2 separate regions of the Mus musculus genome follow, and region 2 is linked to region 1. The links are chromatin loops, found by intact Hi-C in ENCODE. Cell type or tissue: left cerebral cortex. All regions are shown on one strand.

Region 1 (2,500 bases):
TGACTGCGCATCTTAATTCTCCTTCAGTGAGGTTCTCGTTACTAAGTATCCTTTAGAGTAAGCACAGCTGTAATTGTAACCTTTCTGGCACCTTTTTCTCCCAGCTCCATCAGTATCTCAGCTAGGAGAACCATCTATTCTGGAGGTCATGAGTTCTCTCATTTAAAGAATGAGATTGCTTAGGTAGAAGATGTAGCTCTCGGTAGTGCCTGGTTAGCATGGGGAAGACCCTTTAAAATATTGGCTTCCGTGTTGACTCAGTTGGCAAGAGTGCTTGAGGCCCTACTTTGGCCACCAGAATCCACATGTTGAAAAGACAGAACTGAATTCTGCAAGTTGTTCTCTGACCATCACATACCCCCTCTCCCATAAAGAGATGTATATAACATTTTAATTAAAAAATTAACCAGTTCATCATGTATACCGCAACCGATTCTGGTTATGTACAAACCAGGTTGACAGTGTTCCTATATGGAACCTCAAATTCAGGAGATTTTGGTCCACTAAAGGATGCATGGTAAGTCTCACCCACACTGGATTTGAAAACACTAAGCAGCTTTGAACGAACATAGAGAGGTAGGTTTACCGAAGTTCAAACCTTCAGCATTTTGTCTATCTTGAACCTGAATAGTGATTTAAAAAATTAATTAGGTTATAAGGTCACTTCTGGGTCTGAAAGTAGAGGCTGATGGAATTTTAGAGCCGGAACGCTTTTAGAAGATCTGTCCAGCCTCTTCGTTATACAGAAGAGAAGACCAAGGCCCTGGGATACTTCGCGACAATGTAGGTCAGTCAGTTAATTAGTGACAGAAGGAACTCCTGTGTCCCAGCGCCTTCTGAAGACAGTGGTTTTCAAGTGCATTCTCAATTCCTGAACCAGCTTAGCACACCTGTCATTTATTTATGCAGTCCCTCTTTCGTTTCCCTTCCCCTTTCTAATGGCGATCCGGTACGTGAGCCCTGAACCTGGGGCAGTCTTCCCACTCGAGGCACGCTGTCGCGTAGATCAGGACTCGGTCCGGGCGCCTTTTCCGCAGCAGGTGCTCCGCACCTAGCTTTCTTTAATCGCTGCATCATCGGCGGCGGCCTTCGCCGGGCTCCCGGTTTTCACAGTACACCGCGTGTACCCGGGGACGTGGAGAGCACGGAGGACGTGGTGGGTCAGAGCCACGCCGCTCAGAAGGGCTTCCAGAGCCCACGGGAGTGACCTCGGCGCCGACCCCGCAAGGCCTCGGGCAGCCGGGGCGTGCCCGCGGGGCCTGACGTGGCGGGGCCTGACGTGGCGGCGGGGGAGCGGGTTCTGCACTGCCCCACGCTCCGGCCAGAGGGCGCCCGGCCCCAGCCCTTCCCCGCCCCGAGGCCGCCCTGGGCTGCGCGTGGAACCGCGCGGACCGCCCCGGAGCAGGGTAGCAACCCCGCCTCCTGCTGCCCTCCGTCGGAGGTCGGGCCAGGCGGAGGGGCGCGGAGCCGCGTGGGTATCCTCCTTTCTTGGGCAGCCCTAGCCGGACCGAGCGACGACCCGAGCTGCACCGGTCACGGCCGCCCCTGTGCGCCCGGGCCAATCAGCGGCGCGGTCACAGATATGCAAATGAGGCGCCGGTTGCTGCGGGAGTGCCGCTCGCAGGGGCTGGTGGGGTCGCGCTGGGGGAGTGAACCGGGCCAATCAGGCGGGTGCGTGGCGCGCGGGGGGGGGGCGGGGGCGGCGCCCCTGCTCGCCTCCCTCCTTCGCTCCCGGCCGGGCGCTGACAGGGGGGCCTGGCCGAGCAGCCGGTAAGTGCCGCCGCTCGGCGCTGCCGCCCGCCTCCTCCGGCGTGGGGAGGACACCCGGGGCGCAGCGGGACAGCAAACATTGCTCAACTGGTGGAGACTGGCGGGGGAGGGTCTGGTAGCCCGGTGGTCGCTGGAGGCCGCCCCCGCCCGGCCGGCCGCGCGTGTCAGTGTAAGAGGGCGAGGCGGGGGGCGGCGGGGAGTCTTAGCGGTGGCGGTGAGTACATGCGCCTCCCCCCACCCACCCGGGGACCGGGCTCCCCGCTCTTAAGGGGCGGATGATTGGGGCTAGGGGCCGGGGAGGGGGGCGCTGCCCGCACGTGCAGCCGGGCACACCGGGGCCCGCCCGCCCGCCTGTCATGGCTGCAGCGGTGCCCTCGCCCCTAGTCCGGTACCCCGGGTCGGGACCCGCCGCTGCGCCTGTTGCTTGGGCCGGAGGTGAACCCCGGTGGGTCGGGCGCTGCTCCTGGCCTCCCCCAGGGTCGATCCCCGCCTAGGCGCGGGCTTCCCTCGTCTGGCAGCCTTGTCCCCCGCCCGGTGTCTCGCCTCGGTTACTCGTGACAGGGCGTCCCGCGCGAACAGTGGGGTCCCGGGAGCACAGCACGCCCTCAGCACTACCCTGAGCTTTGCCTCTGGGTCCCCTTTACCGCCTTCCCCCACGCCCGGGAGGCCACCTTGAGGGCCTCTCCGCGTCTGCAGCGGGTCCCCGCCTGCCAGTGCTGCTGCTTTCTCG
Region 2 (2,500 bases), 47 kb after region 1:
GAATAGTACTTGATGCCAAATAAGAAGTATTTTAGCTTATATCAATATTTTTGTGGTCATTTGCTCTTCTGTCCCTTCTGTCCTTCTTCTGTCCCCCTGTCCTTCTGTAACAACAGCCGTGTCTGTCCTCTCCAGTTTGCTACCTCCATCTCTTTGTTAATGTTATTACCTGTTTTTTTCTTCAGGATGAAATGAGTTAGTATCCACAAATACTTAGAACACTGCCTGGCACTAACTAATTACTAAGTGAGACTGGGGTTCCTCTGCCTTGACTCTGCTCTCAATGCTGTCCAGATTGGTTCTTCCAGGGCAGTTTGGAGAGTTTCATTTCTCTTGTAACCTTTAGTTTTCCCAACAGGAACTATGATAAAACACTGCTTTCACACCAATATCAGATGACTTTTAAGGAACAGCTGTAAAGGGGGCATTAATGCAAAGATAAAGCCTGGCAGTGGTGGCACACATCTTTGATTCCAGCACTTGGGAAACAGAAGCAGGTAGATCTCTGAGTTCTGGCTACAGAGCAAGTTTCAAAACAGCCAGAGCTATACAAAGAAAACCTTTCTTGAAAAAAAAAAGTAAAACAACAACAGAAAAATAAATTTGGGTTATGAAGTAGTGAAGTTTTAACTATTTAAAGACAGATATTGCTTACTAAGATAGTCTCTCTCTCTCACACACACACCTATATAAAACTTTTATCAATGATCAAATTCAAGAGTCAGGTGTGGTGGCATATGCCTCTAACCTCAGGCACGGTAAGGCAGAGGCAGGTGAATTTCTGTGGGTTCCAGGACAGCAGAAGTTGACTCTGTCTCAGACAAGGGAACAAAACCAAAACAAATTCAAGTCAATTTATTTATTTTAACAAGACATTAAATTTAAATTTCATCTGTCATAGGTTTAAAACAGAATATGAAGGGGAAAGGCCAAAGAGATTGAGATTTTTGCTGGAGAATCAATAGGTTCATGGAGATAATAAAAAGAGTTTTATTTCTCAATTTAAAAAGTAACAGTTGTTTGGTTATTGCTGTGAAAAGAGACTTAATTGTGAACTAGTCACTTGTGAAGTGGTCATTTGCATGACCTGCTCTTTAACCCTTTGTTTATTGGCAGCTACTTTTTGTAGTTTAAATGTTTTATTATAATTTTGTGAAGAAAAGTATTTTTCTCTGCTAAAAACTGCATTGGATTAAAAAAAAATATTCAGCCACATAAGGCCATTTCTCCACTGTCTTAGTTCCCAGATGTTTTAAAAAGAAAGAAAAGAAAAAAAAACCATACTTTCATGGGTATTTTTAATGCGTTACTGTAGGGAGCGGCAGATTGAGAGTTAACGCCTTTCAGAGGGAAGAACAGTCCATTGGGGGTTAAACTGCAGAGTCTAATGGAATAATAACTGGTAGCACCATCTGCTGGCCTACTTCCGCAGAAGGAGTCAGTATTTTTAACGACATCTCTAATATTCATGCTGATGCGTTTTGATGCTTTGTGCATTCATTTCTTTCTGTGCTTTGTTGGAATCTGCTTACAGCTATTGAGGCAAGAGCTCGTAGGAGGGCTTGCAGCCTTTATCCTAGCTAAAGAGGATGAACAGCAGACGTAAACTTGCCAAGGCAGGAATGTGTTGATAAATCAAAATGTGTATTTGTGGACGGCTGTGCATCTCTCGGTTGCAGCTTGCTAAATAGGCCATTTAGGAGTCTTCTTTCAATGCTTTTTCCTTGAGCACTGCCTGGGGTGGTGAAAAAGCAGAGGGCAAGCCTTTGTCTGACGCCAAAAATGTCTTCAGTGAAGAGGCCAAGAGGAAGGGTAAGTGAAGCCTGAATGAGTGGGAGGAGGAGGGGTTCTTTGGGCTAAAAGGCTAATGGGATTGAATAACCCTCCTCGTTACTGGCTGCTGCAGCGGCGGCAGGAGTCGCACTGCATCGCCATCTTGAGCTGGGTGCTGTTTTCTCAGCCTGGGCTATTTGTTGTCGTCTGTAGGCCTTAAGGTGGCATTTTAGAGACCGTGTCCTTCTGTCCCCAGTGCTGTGACACTGCTCTGACATCTTGATGAGGCAGGTATAGAAAAGACACCCAGTAGAACACACTGGAATCGGCATGAAAATGTGCTTGGAAATTCCTGGGTTTTTTCTCTGCTGTAGTCACAGTCATGTTTACGGGTAAGAACCTAGCAAAACTGATCTAAGCCTATATGGACGAATGTGTGTTTGGAGAGGAAATTCTTTTAAAATGCTCTTGGTCTGTTTCCTGTGAGACTGCTAAAATATTAATAATTGTAATATAAAACTGAAAAGCTTGCTTCTTTCTAAAATAGCTTGAGTAAAATTATAATAAAGACAAAAATCCACATTTAACTCTTTCATGAGAAAACTAAAACTTTCTTTGATTTTAGATAAGAGAATGCCTGTTTACTAACTAGCTAGCTATGCTGCTGCATTAAAATAATTTTGTGTTCTCTTTCTTGTCTTAAAACAGGGTTTTTCTTTTTCTAAGG

Evidence for each region. A loop is a pair of places that touch in the nucleus more often than their neighbours do. Peaks named below come from ENCODE experiments on the same cell type or tissue, not always from the same donor. Only the 100,000 strongest peaks of a DNase experiment are listed, where the experiment ranks them.
Region 2: it touches region 1 in a loop (2.4-fold over the local background); 16 of 42 quality-filtered maps call a loop at or near these places.

What each region holds. Positions count from the first base shown.
Region 1 is chr8:90,906,866-90,909,365 of GRCm38, forward strand. The region is part of intron 2 of Chd9 (chromodomain helicase DNA binding protein 9); the gene reads left to right. Among named protein-coding and RNA genes, the nearest start is that of Chd9, 79 kb to the left of the region's middle. In left cerebral cortex, CTCF peaks have their summits at 1,332 and 2,466; a DNase peak (open chromatin) is centred at 1,493; H3K4me3 peaks cover 1,946 bases; H3K27ac peaks cover 1,967 bases.
Region 2 is chr8:90,953,518-90,956,017 of GRCm38, forward strand. All of the region lies in intron 3 of Chd9 (chromodomain helicase DNA binding protein 9), which reads left to right. Among named protein-coding and RNA genes, the nearest start is that of Gm39221, 100 kb to the right of the region's middle. In left cerebral cortex, a CTCF peak has its summit at 1,430 (motif pointing left); DNase peaks (open chromatin) are centred at 1,488 and 1,816; H3K4me3 peaks cover 1,471 bases; H3K27ac peaks cover 1,702 bases.